Linked DNA regions of Homo sapiens: region 2 is linked to region 1. A link is an interaction called in ENCODE POLR2A ChIA-PET data of the cell type or tissue named here. Cell type or tissue: endothelial cell of umbilical vein. All regions are shown on one strand. Links, peaks and the distances in the headings refer to the core of each region. The heading gives the core; the rest is flanking DNA.

The links. ChIA-PET counts read pairs that join two places held together with the same protein. Peaks named below come from ENCODE experiments on the same cell type or tissue, not always from the same donor. Only the 100,000 strongest peaks of a DNase experiment are listed, where the experiment ranks them.
Region 2: POLR2A ChIA-PET joins it to region 1 with 5 read pairs; 2 of 35 experiments call an interaction of 5 or more read pairs at or near these places.

The regions. Positions count from the first base shown.
Region 1 is chr9:96,672,367-96,677,726 of GRCh38, reverse strand. No RefSeq gene overlaps it. Among named protein-coding and RNA genes, the nearest start is that of PRXL2C, 20 kb to the right of the region's middle. In endothelial cell of umbilical vein, for the core only: no CTCF peak of the experiment used is centred there; a DNase peak (open chromatin) is centred at 2,626; H3K27ac peaks cover 705 bases.
Region 2 is chr9:96,882,084-96,887,443 of GRCh38, reverse strand. It overlaps a transcript of ZNF782 not described here. Among named protein-coding and RNA genes, the nearest start is that of ZNF782, 30 kb to the right of the region's middle. RefSeq lists an enhancer at 2,275-3,474. In endothelial cell of umbilical vein, for the core only: no CTCF peak of the experiment used is centred there; a DNase peak (open chromatin) is centred at 2,793.

The DNA.
Region 1 (5,360 bases), core at 1,683-4,182:
TCTAGATCCTTGAGGAATCGCCACACTGTCTTCCACAATGGTTGAACTAGTTTACAGTCCCACCAACAGTGTAAAAGTGTTCCTATTTCTCCACATCCTCTCCAGCACCTGTTGTTTCCTGACTTTTTAATGATCGCCATCTAACTGGTGTGAGATGGTATCTCATTGTGGTTTTGATTTGCATTTCTCTGATGGCCAGTGACGATGAGCATTTTTTCATGTGTCTGTTGGCTGCATAAATGTCTTCTTTTGAGAAGTGTCTGTTCATATCCTTCACCCACTTTTTGATGGGGTTGTTTGATTTTTTCTCATAAATTTGTTTAAGTTATTTGTAGATATTAGCCCTTTGTCAGATGGGTAGATTGTAAAAATTTTCTCCCATTCTGTAGGTTGCCTGTTCACTCTGATGGTAGTTTCTTTTGCTGTGCAGAAGCTCTTTAGTTTAATTAGATCCCATTTGTCAATTTTGGCTTTTGTTGCCATTGCTTTTGGTGTTTTAGTCATGAAGTCCTTGCCCATGCCAATGTCCTGAATGATATTGCCTAGGCTTTCTTCTAGGGTTTTCATGGTTTTAGATCTAACATTTAAGTCTTTAATCCATCTTGAATTAATTTTTGTGTAAGGTGTAAGGAAGGGATCCAGTTTCAGCTTTCTACATATGGCTAGCCAGTTTTCCCAGCACCATTTATTAAATAGGGAATCCTTTCCCCATTTCTTGTTTTCGTCAGGTTTGTCAAAGATCAGATGGTTGTAGACATGTGGCATTATTTCTGAGGGCTCTGTTCTGTTCCATTGATCTATATCTCTGTTTTGGTACCAGTACCATGCTGTTTTGGTTACTGTAGCCCTGTAGTATAGTTTGAAGTCAGGTAGCGTGATGCCTCCAGCTTTGTTCTTTTGCATGCCCAGCTAATTTTTTGTATCTTTAGTAGAGATGGGTTTTCACCATATTGGCCAGGCTGGTCTCAAACTCCTGACCTTGTGATCCACTCGCCCCAGCCTCCCAAAGTGCTGGGATTACAGGCATAAGCCATTGCACCCGGCCCAGTTTATCCACTTCTAAGCTAGCTGAGATTCTTATATGTATTGCATTGAATCAATTTGGAGAGTATTGCCATCTATAAAATACTATTTCTTCTGATGTATGAACATGGGATATCTTTCCATTAATTTGGATCTTCTTTAATTTCTTAAAATATTTTGTAGCTCTTTGCATACAAGTTTTGCATTTATTTATTTTATTTTTTTGAAACAGAGTCTCACTCTGTCACCCAAGCTGGAGTGCAATGGCACAAACATGGCTCACTGCAACCTCACCCTGCTAGGCTCAAGTGATCCTCTGCCTCAGCCTCCTGAGCAGCTGGGACCACAAGTGTGTGCCACGCCTGGCTAACTTTTCTTATTTTTTATTTTATTTTGTTTTTCTGAGATGGAGTCCCACTCTGTCGCCCAGGGTAGGGTGCAGTGGTGTGATCTCAGCTCACTGCAACCTCTGCCTTCTGGGTTCAAGTGATTCTCCTGCCTCAGCCTCCCAAATAGCTGGGATTACAGGTGCCCACCACCATGCCTGGCAAATTATTTTGTATTTTTAGTAGATACAGGGCTTCACCATGTTGGCCAGGCTGGTTTTGAACTCCTGATTCAAGTGATCTGCCCACCTCGGCCTCCCACAGTGCTAAGATTACAGGCATGAGGCACCATGCCCAGACAAACTTTTTTTATTTTTACTTTTTGTAGAGACAGGGTCTAATTATGTTGCCCAGGCTGGTCTCAAACTCCTGGGCTGAAACCATCCTCTCACTTCAGCCTCCCAAAGTGCTGGGATTATAGGCTTGAGCCACTGTGCCTGGCCTATTCCTGACTATTTTGTTCTTTTTTATGCTATTGTATATGGAATTGTTCTCTTAATTTTATTTTTGGATTGTTCTTTATTAGTGTATGGAAATACAATTGATCTTTATATGTTGATTTTATGTCCTGCAACCTTCTGAATTCATGTATTGGCTTTAATGATTTTTTTTTCTGTGTGTGTGTGTATTCCTTAGAATTTTCTACAAATAAAATCATGTCACCTGTAAATAGAAGAGTTGTATTAATTTTAGATGGTTTATCTAAGGAAGGAAAGAATGGTCCTCAAATTGAGAGATAGACTCTAAGAAAGAAGAAAGCAGATACTTTGTAACTATTACTTTAAATTCAGCCTTAGAACTTTTAATTTGTACAGCTCCATAAGGAGAGCCTTAAATAAAATGTGTTTAATCATTTATTAGTTATATTTTTATTTTTCTTGGCAGAAGGAAAAATTAAGGCATAAAGGTTTTGTATTTTTAAATCATGACTCAGCCATGAGTCAGGAACTGCTTATGTTCAAATCCTACCTCCTTCATTTATTAGCTAACCTTAACTTCTTTGTACTTAATTTTCTTACCTCTAAAATGAGAATGATACTAGTACCTAATTTTAAGATTGTTATGAAGATTAAATGATTTCATATATGATTCTTAGTATCTGGCACACAGTAAGTGCTGTATAAATGTGAGCTGTTCTTGGTATTAGTTGAGCAGCAACCAGACCAAGTATCTTTTTGTTGCCTTTCTTAGTGACTATGCCAACTTGGAGAAAACCTGGCAGAGCTTATTGTGATGGTAGCTATGACTCATTACTTAATGGCACTCCCCTCTCCTTCTAGTATCAGTAGAGATCACCAGGGTCAAGGAACAGGAGTGTCTGGAGTTGCCAAATTAGAGTCTCAATGTAATGGCCAGAACACATATTGCTTGTTGTCAATCATTAAACACCAGAAATATCAAATTCCTGTTTTCTTTTCTTTTCTTTTTTTTTTTTTTGAGATGGAGTTTTGCTCTTATTGCTCACACTGGAGTGCAATGGCTCTATCTCAGCTCACTGCAACCTCCGCCTCCCAGGTTCGAGCGATTCTCTTGCCCCAGCCTCCCTAGTAGCTAGGATTACAGGCACCCGCCACCATGCCCAGCTAATTTTTTGTATTTTTAGTAGAGATGGGGTTTCACTACATTGGCCAGGCTGGTCTTGAGCTCCTGACCTCAGACGATCCACCCACCTCAGCCTCCCAAAGTGCTTGGATTGCAGGCATGAGCCACTGCGCCTGGCTTGAACCACCGTGCCTGGCTTCCTGATTTCTGTTTTAATTACTAAAAATACAAATTGTCTTGAGGAACTTTTGGGTTTGTCATTAAAACCCATTCTTTTCATCCAGAAGAGCCCCAACACATGCTGACTGTGCCATGAATTAATAAGGGGGATCCTAAGGGTAAGAATTATAAGAGAAATTACTGTTGTAAATATGCTTCTCATCATTCTCTGAGCATCAGTAGTTCTGTGGTGTAGGATAAGAAATGGGGTCAGCATGAGAATTCTTCAGCAGCTAGAAATACTGAAAACTACCTTTTCAACTGAGAAAAATTCCCATAATCGTGCCCTTTATTTGCAAGCATAAAGCTGTATAAAGGATAAAGCATGGATCTCACTGTTCTTAGATGTTATTTCTTGGCTGAATAAAATTCATGTGACCTTCTGCCCCCTTAGTGAAGCCAGCTGGACTTCCTGGGTTGAGTGTGGACTTGGAGAACTTTTCTGTCTTACAAGAGGTTTGTAAAATGCACCAATCAGTGCTCTGTAAAAACGCACCAATCAGCGCTCTGTAGCTAGCTAGTGGTTTGTAAAATGCACCAATCAGCACTCTGTAAAATGCACCAATCAGCACTCTGTAGCTAGCTAGAGGTTTGTAAAATGCACCAATCAGTGCTCTGTAAAATGGACCAATCAGCACTCTGTAAAATGGGCCAATCAGCAGGACATGGGCGGGGACAAATAAGGGAATAAAAGCTGGCCACTCCCCCATCCCCTCCCCCAAAGCCAGCAGCGGCAACCTGCTTGGGTCCTCATACAGGCTGTAGAAACTTTGTTCTTTCTGCTCACTCTTTGGGTGCCACCTTTAAGAGCTGTAACACTGGCCAGGCGCGGTGGCTTACGCCTGTAATCCCAGCACTTTGGGAGGCCGAGGCGGGCAGATCACAAGGTCAGGAGATCAAGAACATCCTAGCTAACACGGTGAAACCCCATCTCTACTAAAAAACACAAAAAGTTAGCCGGGCATGGTGGCAGGCGCCTGTAGTCCTAGCTACTGGGGAGGCTAAGGCAGGAGAATGGCGTGAACCCGGGAGGCAGAGCTTGCAGTGAGCTGAGATCATGCCACTGCACTCCAGCCTGGGCAACAGAGTGAGACTCCGTCTCAAAAAAAAAAAAAAAAGCTGTAACACTGTGTAACACTGACCACGAAGGTCCACGGCAAGCCAGCGAGACCATGAACCCACCGGAAGGAACAAACTCTAGACACATTAGGAACCCTTGTCCCTGGCAAAGTGTGAACACAATGACCCTGAGGAGAAAGAGCCACCTGTGCGTCAGCCCATGCCCTCCTATGACACTGAGACATCCAGCAGTGACAATGAGGTGGGTGTGGAAGGGCCAGACCCTAAGCATGGCTGGGCGTCCGAGGGTCTCTCCTCACCGAGATGTTTACTGACTTTCAAGGGGGAAAATACTTACCTGTTCACTGACTAAACAAAAGTGACTTGAGCAAATTTCCAACCAAGACAAAGTTAGCTTTTAAAAAATGTTTTATTTGAACTACTTATAGAAGTTACAAAAATAGTACAATGAGTGTCCATATGTCCCTCTCCATCCTTCCCCAGTGTTCACATTTTACATAACTATCCCTTGTCAGTTTTTGAGGTAACCACAAACCAAGTGAGAAAGTCTCCAAGCAGTTTTGTCCAACCCTTTGTGTGCATCTGTTGAAAAAGCATGTTCAACTGTCTTGAAAGGCAAGCCACAGTCCGCCTTGTGGCGATTGAGATCTTGAATGACTTTCCTCCTAAGAGTCAGAGCCCATGCTCCTCCCTTCCAGTCCCAGACCCACGTGCCCGTGGGCATGTTTCAGGTACTCCAGTCTGTCCTGTGTGCTTCCACATTGGAAATACTAGCCTCATCCATTATGACCATTTGTGAAATTTGCCTGGTCTTTGAAATGCGTCATGAATTCTTTGGCCCAGGGGCTACTAGTTAGCACAGAATATCTTAAAAATAAAGCAAATCTATCTCTAACTGTTTTGGAGAAGTAAGAAAGTAATTCACAAGCTTTAATAGTGCTCCCTTCTGCAAGAGATCTTAGTGATACTGATGAGACTCAACTTTGAGGCAGCCTTAGAGACTTTAGAGTGCACAGGAGACTTCTCCCTCCAAATAAATCTTCATACTTTTCTAAGGTGGATAAGAGCCAAGTGTCATCGTGGGGTGAGGTGAATACATATTTATTTGTA
Region 2 (5,360 bases), core at 1,317-3,816, 210 kb before region 1:
TAGACCACTTGAAGAATTGCCTTGTAGCAATTCTGATATATGAGGGCTGAAGTCTGCCATTTTGTTATTTGCTTGCTGTTGGTTTCGTATCTTTCTTTCTTTCTTCCTTCCTTCCTTCCTTCCTTCCTTCCTTCCTTCCTTCCTTCCTTCCTTCCTTTCTTTTTTGCAATGGAGTCTTGCTCTTGTTGCCCAGGCTGGAGCACCTGGGTTCAAGCAATTCTCCTGCCTCAGCCTCCCGAGTAGCTGGGATTACAGGCGTGTGCCACCACACCTGGCTAATTTTTGTATTTTTAGTAAAGACGGGGTTTCACCATGTTGGCCAGGCTGATCTCAAACTCCTGGCCTCAGGTAATCTGCCCATCTTGGCCTCCCAAAATGCTGGGATTACAGGTGTGAGCCACCGCATCCGGCCAGTTTCCTGTGTTTCTTGTTCATATGTCTCATTTCTTCCCTCTCTGTGGGTTATTTGCATATTTATTAGGATTCTATTTTGTTTTATTTATAGTTTTTTTTTTTTTTTTCGAGAGGGAGTTTGCTCTTGTTGCCCAGGCTGGAGTGCAGTGACGCATCCTGGCTCACTGCAACCTCCACCTCCCAGGTTCAAGCGATTCTCCTGCCTCAGCCTCCTGAGTAGCTGGGATTACAGGGACATGTCACTACGCCCAGCTAATTTTTGTATTTTTAGTAGAGATGAGGTTTCTCCATGTTGGCCAAGCTTGTCTCCAACTCCTGACCTCAGGCGATCCACCTGCCTCGGCCTCCCAAAGTCCTGGGATTACAGGCATGAGCCACCATGCCCAGGCTTATAGTGTTTTTGATCATACAGCTTTGGATAGTTTTCTGAGTGGTTGCTCTAGGTATAACAATACACATATGTAACTCATCACAGTCTACTAGTACTGATGTTTAACCAATTCTAGTGTGGTTTAACAACCTTTTCTACATTTACACCCCTTTACTCTCTCCACTTTTAAAATAAAATTTCTGTGGCATTTCCTCCATATACATTGAACACCATATTAGGTGTAGAGTTTTTGCTTTAACACTCAATTATCATTTAAGAAACTCATGAGAGGTTGGATAGTCTGTCATATTTGCCCTTATTTTTACTCATTTTTGATGCTCTTTCCTGTCTTAAGTTTCAACTTGTGAGCTATTGTGTCTGGCCTCATTCTTAAAGGATATTTTCACTGGATGTAGAATTCTGGGTTGACAGTTCTTTTTTTTTTTTTTTTCTGTACTTAAAAATTGCTTTCTACTTTCTTCCAGCTCCAGGGTTTCAGATTGAAAATGTTGGGCCAGGTGTGATAGCTGATGCCTATAATCCCAGCACTTTGGGAGGCTGAAGCAAGAGGATCACTTGAGCCCAGGAGTTCAAGACCAGCCTGGGCAACATAGGGAGACCCTGTCCCTACAAAAAATACAAAACTTAGTTGGGCATGGTGGCATGTGCCTGTGGTCCCAGCTGCTTGGGAGGCTGAGGCTAGAGGATCACTTGAGCCTGGGAGGTTGAGGCTGAAGTAAGCCATGATTGCACCAGTGCCCTCCAGACTAGGCCACAGAGTGAGACTCTGTCTCTGTCTAAGAAAAGAAAGGAAGAAAGAAAGAAAGAGGAAGGAAGGAAGGAAGGGGAAGGAAGGAAGGAAGGAAAAATAAGTTATTTAAATTGAGGCTCTGCAAGTAATGTGTTGTTTCTCTCTGATGCTTTCAAGACTTTTTTCTTTGTTTTTTTTTGTTTCCAGAAACTTAATTATTATGTGTCTTGGCATCAATGTCTTTGGGCTTACCATGTTTGGGAATCACTCAGATTCTTCAATCTGTAGATTTATGTCTTTTCCCAAATTTGAGACATTTCAGCCTTTATTTTTTCAGACACTTTTTCAGTGCCTCTCTCTCCTACTGGATCTCTGTTAACACAAATGTTAACCCTTTAGTTATTGTCTTATAGATCCCTGACATGCTGTAATTGTTCTCTTTTCTTACCTTTTTTTCTGCTGCTCACATTGGGTAAATTTTATTGATCTGTCTTCAGGTTCATTGATTTTATCCTCTTTTATGTCCACTATACTATTGAGCATATCCAGCAGGCTTTTTATTGTGGTTATCATATTTTTCAGTTCTCTAACTTGTATTTGGTTTCTTTTTGTAATTTTTGTTTCTTTGGTGAAATTTTCTATTTTTTTACTCCAAAAAAATCGCAATTGCTTGTTGAAGCATTTGATAGCTGCCCGAAAACCCTTGTTAGATAATACTCTATCTGATTTCTCTTGGTGTTAGTATCTGTTATTTTTTTCTTGTTTCTGTAGGATTTTTCCGATTCTTGGCATTTTTTTAATTGTATCCCAGATATTTTCTATATTATGAGACTGTGAATTCTATTTAATCTTTTTTAAATTTAATCCATTTAATCTTTTTTAAAATTGCAATTGCTTGTTGAGGCATTTGATAGTTGCCTGAAAACACTTGTTAGATAATACCCTATCTGATTTATCTTGGTGTTAGTGTCTGTTATTTTTTTTCTCATTTCTGTGGGATTTTTCTGATTCTTGGCATGTCAAGCATTTTTTAAATTGTATCCCAGATATTTTCTATATTATGAGACCATGAATCCTAGTTAACCTTTTTTAAGTGGGTATAGTGCCAGGGTCAGGTGGGTGTGTTTGTTCAGCTTCCTAATAGACTCCTCCAAACCATCCTGGTAAAAATGGGGCACTGACTCACACTGCATTGTTGCAGATGGGTGGGGTGAAAGTTCAAGTCCTTCTTCATCCCACAGTCATCTTCCTGGTCAAAGTGGGACGCTGACTCACACCACCTTGTTGCCTCTGAGTGTGACTATGTGACCAGCTCCCTGACTGGCTCCACTGCCTTCGGGGTTGTGGGGTGGGAGGGAAGGTAGGAAAGGTGGAAGGCTGACTCACACCACCTTGTTGCTATGAGTAGGAGTGGAGGGTCAGCTTGGCTCTGCATATTGTTGATATCAGGAAAGGGGAGAAGCAAAACATCAGCTACCCTTCCTTATGACACTCTATTCTGCCTTGTTGTTGCCAAGTGGAGGTGAAGGGTCAGCACCCAATGGACCTTCATGACAGGGCCTGGAGGGGTGAAGCCTCATTGTAACCAGCTCTGCCTTTTACTGCATTGTCAAATTTCATTGCTGCTGGGTGGGGGTGAAGGCTCAGCTCACTGTTTGACCCCACTGACACTACCCCTGTGGGGGAATCAGAGCACTGTCTGCTTCCAGGCAAGGCATGGAATCTCAGCTCCTCCTGCCACCCACTTCTGCCAGGCAGAGGATGCAAGATTAGCTCTGTGCTCGGCCCTGCCAATACCACCAGATTGGGAAATCAGAGTTCCCTTGCTTGCTTCCACAGGGTAGAGGGTAGTACAGCTTTTCTGTTGGTGTTTGGCTGGTGTAGGGCTGATATTGCTAAAAGCTTTTCTATTCATAGCCCATCCATTCCAAGACCTTTGGCTAAAGAGAACACACTTTTCTTAAGGCTTTTGTTTCATTGTCTGTGCCTATTGGTAGTTCTGGGTTGGAGGTTTCTGTAGTGCCCTGTCCATGGCATATGAGAAGCAGAAGGAAACAGAGAACTCATCACCCTGCAGTTCATCAACTCTTGATGTCTCTGGACAGCCCATCTTCTTCCATGTATCTTTTCAGAGTTTTGCTATGCTTGTTTATTGTTTTGTTTCCAAAGATTTCTATGTGTAGTAGGAAGGACTTTTATTTTTTATGTCGTTAGTTTTTCTGAACTTTCAGAAAGAGATGTGAAGGTTTCTGAATTTTCTGAAAGAGGTGTGAAAAGCCTTTCAAACTTCACAGAGCTCCCTTCTATTGGTTGTGTCTAGGGCTCAAAAATATGTCAACTTGGCTTTCTGAGATGTTCTGCCTTTATTCTCCTCCGTCCCTTTAGTCTAAACCTTCTCTCTCTGTCACCTTTGTTGTCCCTATCCTGCTTGATTTTCATTCCACTAGAAGCAGTCTCTCTTCAGTGTAGGTCCCTGCCCTAAAAGGGATCCCTGGCAGGTGATTTCAGAGGAGCTACACTGCTCCATCCCCTTCAGCTTATCTTACACAAGCCCCTTGAGCCCTACTGGTATTGGAGAAAACAAACCCCTCCTTTTAGAGCTGCTGTTCTGGAATCATCCCACCAATGCTTTCCTTGCTTCCTCCTACACAAGATGTCACTTGTAGTCAGGTGGCTTGTCTCCACACCCCATATTTTGGGATTCATGAAAACATCCTGTCACCATGTTTTTAAAAAATATATTGTCCTTGGTGTTTCGTGTTTAGTTTTGTTTCGATGTCTAGCTGCTTTGTCTTTCCTTTTTTTAATGTGGCAATGCAAAGAAACTAAACAACTTTACTGCAACTGTTGTCTTGCAGAATTCTGTCTTTTCATTCTTCATCTCCTATTGTCCATTCTTCTCATGACAGCCAGTGTGGTGTCTTCTCTGCATTGTTCCTTCATGAACAAGGTAACATCACTAGTTTTCATGGATTATCCAAATCAAAGAGAGAATTCTCGTTTTAAGTCACTGACACATTTAAACCACCCCTCCTACAAGTTCAGCAATGATAATTAAGGTGAAGAAAAACTTCAGCTAGTCTTTTGAGGCCACAGTGTCCAAGGACAAGATGTACTTTTTAAATTTGAAATTTCTATAATGGCATTGACATTTTACAATAAGACGTAACTAAAATATGTAAGCATGCAGTTAAAACAATCATGGAATGCTCTTGCTACATGACTGAGACCAAGAGATTGATTCTTTCCTACTGATGCTTTCAGGAATATTTTCAATTAGAGGCTTGATATTTCCATAGTTTACAGTGATTAGAGATTAAAATGTATAATACTATCACCTTTTTAAATAAAATGGGAGTACATTTATAATAAATTAATATAATCTCTGTAATTTGCTAATTTACAATGGAAAAGAGAATCAAAAGATAATTCAAAATACCTGATTAAAGGAAGCCTACTATTTTAAAAAAGAAATGCCTAATTTTTTATTGGTGCTCAAACTTAAAAGGAATTTATCATATGAAATATGCAAAAGGAAATAATGCGAAATGTACTGGCCAATGGCTGCTAATATGGCTTTATGGTGAATCATAGTAGACATGTATGCTCGACCTCCAAATAACTAAAGCTGCTTCTGTCCAATATCTCAGAAAGTCATTTTTATTTTAAAAATGCAGATCTAGTAACTTTTCTCATAACCTTTAACATCCCTTTTTCACAGAGACTGTCTTAATGAATTTAGGCCTTTTTTGGTGAACACATTCTTTAGTCACCTCAATCTATATAAATATTAAATAGTTAACTATTGAAAGCCTGAACACTTGT